Linked DNA regions of Homo sapiens: region 2 is linked to region 1. A link is a contact called in ENCODE Hi-C or POLR2A ChIA-PET data. All regions are on one chromosome and are shown on one strand. Each heading gives the region's core, a stretch centred on a gene start or an enhancer-like site at or near the end of the contact. The rest is flanking DNA. Distances are from core to core; before and after follow the strand shown.

Evidence for each region. A loop is a pair of places that touch in the nucleus more often than their neighbours do. ChIA-PET counts read pairs that join two places held with the same protein, here RNA polymerase II (POLR2A). Pooled maps may share reads with other maps.
Region 2: a loop to region 1 is called in a pooled map, with 2.2 times the contacts of the local background. The contact joins two enhancer-like sites. A Hi-C loop is called at or near these places in 1 of 37 single-sample maps with no recorded cell type and 1 of 50 pooled maps. POLR2A ChIA-PET finds 5 or more read pairs at or near these places in 1 of 52 experiments (activated CD4-positive, alpha-beta T cell).

The regions. Positions count from the first base shown.
Region 1 is chr12:66,045,203-66,049,935 of GRCh38, reverse strand. No RefSeq gene overlaps it. Among named protein-coding and RNA genes, the nearest start is that of LINC02425, 17 kb to the right of the region's middle. Within about 2 kb of position 2,440, at least 2 of the 41 ENCODE cell types and tissues checked have a DNase peak (open chromatin) inside an H3K27ac peak, as active enhancers do.
Region 2 is chr12:66,232,624-66,237,356 of GRCh38, reverse strand. The region is part of intron 8 of IRAK3 (interleukin 1 receptor associated kinase 3); the gene reads right to left. It also overlaps the pseudogene RBMS1P1. Among named protein-coding and RNA genes, the nearest start is that of MIR6502, 16 kb to the left of the region's middle. RefSeq lists a silencer at 1,866-2,145 and an enhancer at 2,206-2,285. Within about 2 kb of position 2,134, at least 14 of the 41 ENCODE cell types and tissues checked have a DNase peak (open chromatin) inside an H3K27ac peak, as active enhancers do.

The DNA.
Region 1 (4,733 bases), core at 1,191-3,690:
GAGGCTGAGATGGGAGGACTGCTTGAGCCCAGGAGGTAGAGGCTGCATTGAGCTGTGATTGCACCACTGCACTCCAGCCTGGGTGACAGAGAGAGAGAGACCCTGTCTCAAAAAAAAAAAAAACAAAAAAAAAAAAAACATAGGATAGTTATCAATCAAGGCATATCTACATAAGCTGCCAATGATTATTTCACCACAAAACTTCAAACAAAGACATGCTTATCTGTTCTTTGTTCAAGGACTTTAGCCTAAGATAGTTCTTTAGCCACAACATAATTATCTTTATACAATACTTTCCCTTGCAAACAATTTCAAAACAGCAGACTGCTTGCTGTAGGGACTTCTCTTACTGCTTAAGAAATTCATCAGAAAAGTAGCCATTCAACAATTGTGGAGACTATTTAAAAATGTTTTTCACCAAAAAACACGGTAAAGGAACATTTTGAGAGTAAAGTTAGTTTTCCATAAAATAAAAACAAACATGTCAATTTTCTGTGAGATAGATCACACTAAAAAATAAAAGTCCACAGATTATTCCTGAATCTTATTGCACCCTCTGTTTTACCTTTCATCACCACAAGAACTAACAGCAGCTGAAAGAGTAGAATTGCACAACCAATTGTGTACATAAATGCTAACAAATAGTGAAATAGCCAAAGGGTAAACCCCGGAAAGAAGAGGTATCAGAGACGTGGCTAGTACACATATTAAGCAACTATACCCTGGAATGTTGATGATAATTTATTGTTTAAGGAGGCTCTTTCATGAGTCTGACAAAGATGACACTAACACTGCACTGCTGTTTATCTGGTCTTACTCACTGATGGAGCTCAAGGTCTTTTTCCACATGCTTGAGAAGTTGGAAGCAGACACTACCATTTTTTTTTGGAAGAGGAAGAAGGGAAGAAAGGCGAGAAGTTAGAGGTATCTCAGTGTTTGCAGGTTACAGCAGAAGATGCTGGCAGCAGATTTCGTTAGCTGAAGCAGTTTGGTGTTTGACTCAGCTTGCTGTGCGAAGCGCCCTGTAGACGCTGCTCCACTTATAGACCTTCTCAGGAGGTTTTCTCTTGACGGGTAGATCCCCAGGAGACTCCCAAATCACGCCATTTTGCCTCTCCTTTTGCCTGGAAAAGTCCTCATCCTCTTCTCACCTTGGGGACCTTCTGTTTTTTTCAGAGCCGCTCAAACATCACTTCCTCCATAAAGCCTTCCTTCGCCCGGTACACCTCCGTGCACCCCCATGTGCTAGCATGGCTGGTTTCCAGGCGCTGGTCATATATTGTAGGTGTGTCAACCAGCATTCGTCTCATTGTATTGCAATCAGAGGTTTCCATGTCATTCTTCCACTACACTACTGGGCAGGGCTAATGCTGGCTTCCTGTTTATATGTTCACCATACAGCATATAACTTGGCAGACGGGAAGCCCAAATTTAACATAAAATAATTGAATATAGATGGAAATTAAGAAGTCTTTATTTGCATCTTGATGATGTAATTGTTTTATAAGAAAGCTTAAGTACATGGTCTTTTAGGAAATTCTAAACCTGAATACTGATGGAGAGATTAAAAAATTAATTTTAAAGTGAAAAGTACTAATTATAGTGGCATTATTATTAGGTGCTTCTTGAAGAAAAATTCTGAATTCCAAAAGTTAAAGAAATATGGGGTTAAGCAAAATTAAAAATAACATATTTGAACTCTAGATTTTACCAGAGCCTGGTAGATATGTGTATTTTATTTTCTTACCTAAATCCTAAATTCTTCTAGGGGAAGGAGATTTTTACTTCTATTTTCCAACAAGTAGGCACAGTGCTTGATACACAGTTAATGTTCAGTAAATGTCTACTTGACATCACACACACACACACACACACACACACACACACACACACTTCACCACACATCTTGAGAATCATCAGGAAGCCTAGCATTATTTTTGGCTAGGGTACGCATAAAAAGACATCAGCTTTTCATTGAATACCAATATATAGTTAATTCATGAGTAAGAGAAGTGTCATGGTCTGTGAATGGTTTGGGGTCTGTGCTCTCAAATTCCTGGAAGCCCAATGACTACAATTAGAGAAACACAACCTCAAGGGTGTTTTTCCAATATGGATCTTACATTTGCTGTTATGTTTACATTTTTAGAAATGCTGTAGCTGTGACTGTTCTCAAAAACTAATGCCATGTGAATTTGCCTCTAGTTTCATGAATGATTTCAGATGTGAGAACTTCTCCAGAAAACCTGCTTTCTCTATCTGGGTGAGCAAAAGAGAGAGAAAATACAAGAATTTCTCTTGTGTAGTACTGACTTCCTCTGTGGCCCCAGAGAAGCCATTTGAACTTTCTTCTTTGGTTCCTCCAGCTGTAAAATGGAACTAATAATGACTAATAATGTATTTCACAAGGTAACAGTGAGGATTAGTCAGTGTTTCAAGGCAGTAGGCCCCAAGTATGAAATATTTGTATAATGTCAAACTCTGACCAATGTTTTTCTATTAGATTGGGTTTTGAAATCCCCTAACTTCATTTAAACAGCCAAGTCAAATGACTTGCAAGCAAGGTGCCATATTTCTCTGTTAATAATTCCATTTTTCTGACAGAGAAGTTTCTGGAAAACAATAGCATTTGGCATTAAGATAAACAATGTAAATTGTTATCCCAGCTATACTGCAACTGTAGGCAGACCCCACAATTTCTTTGCTTCTCTTTTTCCTTTCAGGTCTGAAGCAAAGTATCTGTGCCTGACTCTTACAGGATTGTGAAAAGTAAAGAGGTTAACATATGGCCAATGCTTTAAACTCTGTGGTGAAGATGCCAGAGAGTAATATTCTACAGATGGGAAAACTGAGTCCCCGAGAAGCAAACAGGCTTGACTTAAATCATGTGACAAGTGAGTATCAGGAAAAACATTCAATACTCTGGATTATAACCAGTTATTTTGGCCTTATGGCTTCCTAAAGAAACAATACCTATAGAGGCAGAGTTTTCCCTTCCCACTTTCACGAGAGTTGGCTTTCTTTCACCTGTTGAGATAGCTTTTGCTTCCTTCTAAACTGGCGCACCTTTTTTTTTTTTTTTTTTTTTTCTGAGTTTTCTCTCAGCAAAGAAGAGGAGGTGGCTAGAACTTGTTGCCAAGGAAAAGAGCCTGATTAGAGTGTCCAATTGAAGAGTTCTTATTGGCTGCCAAGAACACTGTTATATGGCTTGTAGAAATAAATCAAAGTCTCGAGAGGAGGCCAGAAAGTCAAAGAAATGCTGTTAAATCTTGAGTCCTGTATGATGCTGAAGAAATAAAGGGAAAATATAGGGTGTAAATTGAGTTGTAATTCCAACCAAGTCAAGGCAGTCAGTTGTGATGGCCAAACAACAGATGCATGAAGGCTTTAAAGGACAAAAAATGTTAGACTCTGGCTGCTACCCAAACACCCTTGCCGCTGAAATCAAAGAGTCCAATATTCTTGCAGAGACAAAATCTTAAAGACAAAGCAGCAGACACTCCTGGCTAAAAGGGTTTGCAATGGATATATTGCCAGTAATCTTAAACCCACTCAGCAGAGACTGAGTAGGCTTGGGAAGCAAACAGGTTTTGTAGAATGACGAATTTTGTATAATGCCTAACATATTATTGGCACTCAATGGCCTCATTATTATTCCTTCAAGTATTAGTTATGTAGCACAACAGTATATGAACACAGGACTCCCTGGGTGGGGAAGAAAAGAAACTGGCACGATTTCTTCAAGTTTCCCCTGCTGGTTCCACCTCTGGGGGTCTGGGCTGAAAGGACAGAGAAAGTCAAAAAATAATATCTGACATCTTTTTATTGCTTACTATACCCCAGGCCCTGTGCTAAATTTATATGCATTATCTCTTTTTTGTTGTTTTGTTTTGTTTTGAGACAGTGTTTCACTCTGCCACCCAGACTGGAGCGCAGTGGCATGATCTTGGGTTACTGCAACCTCCACCTCCTGGATTCAAGTGATTCTCCTGCCTCAGCCTCCCGAGTAGCTGGGATTATAGGTGTGAGCCACCACACCCGGCCTATATGCATTATCTCATTTAACCAACATAATAATTCTATGAGGCTTATAAGCTATATTTTTTAAGATGAGAAAATGGGCTTAGATAACTTGAAAGATAGCGTAGTCACTAGGAGCTTGTGCTCTGTGGCCAGACTTTGTGTGTTTGAATCCCAGGTCCTCCAGTTCTGAGCTGTATGACATTGCGCAAGTGACTTAATTGCTGTCTCATGTATAAAGTGGTGTGAAAATAAGTACTTATCATCATTGTGATAATTAACTAAATTAATAGACTCAAAGCCTTGAGAAGAGTGCCCAGCACACAGTAAGCACTTGATAAATTACTTGGTGAATACCCATCAAGATTATAAACACAATTAAAAACAGTGTAGTGGCAGACCTGGGCCTAGAACTCAGGTCTCTCTGAAGCCGGCGACTTTTCCCTCACCCTTTCACTCTACTGCCTATAGAAGGAAAAGAGAGAGGATGTGGCCGGGAAAGGCAGAAGCAATGTTCTGAAGCGATTTCTAGCTGCTCAGCAATAGGAGAGCACCAGAAAGGGAATTTCTTCCACATTCCACCCCTGGCCCATTCTCACCCTCACTGATTGTATTTATTTTATTTTGATTATTTCCAATTGCTATCACGGAAAGCCAAAAATAAGAGTAGCACAACAGTACATCCTTACTTTTGTGCTGTCTTGGTAATGCTG
Region 2 (4,733 bases), core at 885-3,384, 190 kb before region 1:
GCTGCACCCAAATGGAGCTGGACCCCCACAACATGCTGGGCCCACCATACAGCAAGGGTTCAAGTACAGGTTGGATGAAGCACTTTTCTCACATTGTGGGGGGATAATTACAGCTCATTGCCAGGCCTGGGTTGTGCTTTCAGTCTATCACCTCACTTCCTCCTCACAATGCTGGGAGAAGGTGGAGCACTGTCACCCCAGTTCCAGATGAGGTAAGAGACTGAGCCTCAGGGGATTAAGTGACTTGCCCAAGATCACAGTGCCAGAAAGTAGAGGAGTAGGGATTTGTACTGAGATCTATGTGACCCCAAAGGCCACACTCTTAACCAGTGATGAGAGACAGGGACAACAACGAGATCGCTAGGGTGGCTGGTAAAGAAGGGGAAGGACAGATGAAAGACTAGGGAGAGGGTGTTTCAGAAAAACAGGCATTTCAGAACTTTGACTAAAACCTGCTCCAGAGTGGGCAGGTGGCTGGAGGCGCCTCCCTAAACATATCTGACCTCATTCTGATTTGGAAGCTGATCAGGGTAAAGCTTGACCAGGATTTAAGAGAATACAGGGTCACGTTCTCCTGTAACAGTCCTAGACTCGTGAGTACAGAGCCCAGTACAAAAATAGGCAGGTGTAATGTCAAAGAATTTGACAGCAACAAGAGGTCACCTTAAGACTGTCTTGGTTGGCTCCGAATGTGCAAGTGCGAAAACTTTTGGCCACTCTCTGGCCACAGAAAGAGAAAAAAGACCTGGGTCTGAACTCAGATTTCTTTTTCTTTTCCTTTTTTTTTTTTAGACGGAGTCTTGTTCTATCGCCCAGACTGTAGTGCAGTGATGCAATTTCAGCTCACTACAACCTCCACCTCCTGGGTTCAAGCAATTTTCCTGCCTCAGCCTCCAGACTAGCTGGGACTACAAGCACAAGCCACTATGCCTGGTTAATTTTTTTTTTTTTTTTTTTTTTTGGTATTTTTAGTGGAGATGGGGTTTCAGCATGTTGGCCAGGCTGGTCTCAAACTCCTGACCTCAAGTGATCTGCCTATCTCAGCCTCCCAAAGTGCTAGGATTATAGGTGTGAGCCACCTCACCCGGCCTGAACCCAGATTTCTGGTGGTCTTCCCACATCCACATCCTCATCCTCATCCTCCCTCCTCCCTGCTGAAGACATGAGAACCATTTCACTTTGCTTTAGACAAAAGATGTTATTCACACTTTGGGCACCAGGCTGCTGAATAATGATTTTCCAACTTTCATTTTAAAAACTATTTTAAAACCATAAAAATGACAGATTATCAAGCTTCTTTACTGATAAAATTAATTACAGAGAATGATTGAACTGATAAGGATTTCATTTAGTAACTTGAGACTGTCTTTTGGAACTTTTTCCAATTAATTGGTTTGAGACAGTAAGGTCTGACGCCAAGTTATTTTTGTCTAATAAATTTTATGTTATTGCTAGACTAGAACATACTTCTTTAAATACAATCTAAAGAACATAAAGAAGTAAAAAAATAAGCCATTGAAAAATAAGCTATAGGTTCTCCAACCAAACAAAACGTTGTTGATATTTCGGTATATTTTACTTTTAATATTTTTTTAATGCATGAATTTGTAGTTATACAAAGTTATAATTATATACTATACGCTACTTTAATTTGGTCTTTTCCACTTAATCTCACTTTATATACATTGTTCCATGCTATTTCATACTATTTAAAAACATAACTTAATAATATCGGAGGACGCGGCGGCGCTGCTCCTCCGCTGCCGCCGGGAGAGTCGGCGACGCCGCCAGCTCCGCGCGCGAACTCCCGTCCATGGCACGCAGAGCGGCGGCTGCCCGAGCTGCTCGAGTCTCGCCCCGCGCCGCGCCGCACTTTTAGACGAGTGCGGAGGGGAAGTCAGCGCGGAGCTGCAGCCCCCGCCGGCCGCCGCCGCGCGGCGAGAGGGAGTTCCCAAAGCTGCCTCGGCCCGGGGCCCGGCCGGCCCCCTCCTTGCGTCCTCCCCCTCGCGGCGAGGCTGCCCCGCGCCCAGGCTGCCCCGCGCCCGCGCCCGCCGCCGCGGCCCGCAGCGATGATCTTCCCCAGCAGCAGCGGCAACCCCGGGGGCAGCAGCAACTGCCGGACGCCCTATCGCAAGCAGCAGTCTCTGGTCCCAGCCCACCCCATGGCCCCTCCCAGTCCCAGCACCACCAGCAGTAATAACAACAGTAGCAGCAGCAGCAACTCAGGATGGGATCAGCTCAGCAAAACGAACCTCTATATCCGAGGACTGCCTCCCCACACCACCGACCAGGACCTGGTGAAGCTCTGTCAACCATATGGGAAAATAGTCTCCACAAACGCAATTTTGCATAAGACAACGAACAAATGCAAAGGTTATGGTTTTGTCGACTTTGACAGCCCTGCAGCAGCTCAAAAAGCTGTGTCTGCCCTGAAGGCCAGTGGGGTTCAAGCTCAAATGGCAAAGCAACAGGAACAAGATCCTACCAACCTCTACATTTCTAATTTGCCACTCTCCATGGATAAGCAAGAACTAGAAAATATGCTCAAACCATTTGGACAAGTTATTTCTACAAGGATACTACGTGATGCCAGTGGTACAAGTCGTGGTGTTGGCTTTGCTAGGACGGAATCAACAGAAAAATGTGAAGCTGTTACTGGTCATTTTAATGGAAAATTTATTAAGACACCACCAGGAGTTTCTGCCCCCACAGAACCTTTATTGTGTAAGTTTTCTGATGGAGGACAGAAAAAGAGACAGAACCCAAACAAATACATCCCTAATGGAAGACCATGGCATAGAGAAGGAGAGGTGAGACTTACTGGAATGACACTTACTTACGACCCAACTACAGCTGCTATACAAAACGGATTTTATCCTTCACCATACAGTATTGCTACAAACCGAATGATCACTCAAACTTCTATTACACCCTATATTGTATCTCCTGTATCTGCCTACCAGGTGCAAAGTCCTTCTTGGACGCAACCTCAACCATATATTCTACAGCACCCCGGTGCCGTGTTAACTCCCTCAATGGAGCACACCATGTCACTACAGCCCGCATCAATGATCAGCCCTCTGGCCCAGCAGATGAGTCATCTGTCACTAGGCAGCACCGGAACATACATGCCTGCAACGTCAGCTATGCAAGGAGCCTACTTGCCACAGTATGAACATATGCAGACGACAGCGGCTCCTGTTGAGGAGGCAAGTGGTCAACAGCAGGTGGCTGTCGAGACGTCTAATGACCATTCTCCATATACCTTTCAACCTAATAAGTAACTGTGAGATGTACAGAAAGGTGTTCTTACATGAAGAAGGGTGTGAAGGCTGAACAATCATGGATTTTTCTGATCAATTGTGCTTTAGGAAATTATTGACAATTTTGCACAAGTTCTTGAAAACGTTATTTATAACGAAATCAACTAAAACTATTTTTGCTATAAGTTCTATAAGGTGCATAAAAACCTTAAATTCATCTAGTAGCTGTTCCCCCGAACAGGTTTATTTTAGTAAAACAAACAAACAAACAGATTTTTATCAAATGTTATGATGCAAAAAAAAAAAAGAAAAAGAAAAAAGAAAAGAAAACTTCAATTTTCTGGGTATGCACAAAGACCGTGAAGACTTATCCAAGTGCATGACCGGATTTTTGTGGTTTTGTTCATTTTGTGTTTAATCTGTGTTTTTTTTTTCCAGCTGTATGAAATGGGCTTTCTGAAGTTTAACTAGTCCGACTTCACCCATGGTGTTCTGTGCTTGCAGTGCGAGTGTTGCTGTAATTCAGTGTTGCCGTCAGTGTCTCTCTTCTTAGCTTTCCGGCCTTTTTTTTTTTCCGAGACGGAGTCTCGCTCTGTCGCCCAGGCTGGAGTGCAGTGGTGCGATCTCGGCTCACTGCAAGCTCCGCCTCCCGGGTTCACGCCATTCTCCTGCCTCAGCCTCCCAAGTAGCTGGGACTACAGGCGCCCGCCACTATGCCCGGCTAATTTCTTGTATTTTTAGTAGAGACGGGGTTTCACCGTGTTAGCCAGGATGGTCTCGATCTGCTGACCTCGTGATCCGCCTGCCTCGTCCTCCCAAAGTGCTGGGATTACAGGCGTGAGCCACCGCGCCCGGCCTGTCTTTCTTTCAATGCAGTGTGAAGTGTCTTATCCTTTTCTATGAATTCCAATTTGCCTTAACTCTTTTGATGCTGTAGCTGTTTCAGTAAAAGTTAGTTCAAACTAATGATGTAGAATGCTTTGACCAGATGAGCTGGTCTATTATGCCTTGTAAAACAGCAGCATAGGGCTTTTAAAAGGTAGTCAATAAAAGTTGCTGAAATTTTGGCTTTTTAAAAATAATAATAATAATAATAATAATAATATCAAAGGGTTAGGATAAAGTCTTTTGTGACTCATCACTCTGAAGCCCAAATACAGAAAAGAAAATAAAGGTAACAGCATCTTCCATTGTTCACTCCTCCAATAAAAACAGAGCCCTGAATTACTCTGGGAAAAGGCCACTGTTTAACACAGATTTTGAGATGTCCTTTTCTCAGCCAATTATCAAAGCCGTACAATAAAACTGCATCCCTCCTAGAAGCTATCTTCCCTTACATAGATTTAGAAAATTAATATGACAAAGGCAAAACAGGCAGGGATTTGGACAGCTCAGTCCTAAAAGCACTGAGCTACACACAGAGGGACCAACACTCAGGGAGGCCTAGGTTTAGAGCACAGTGGAGGATTC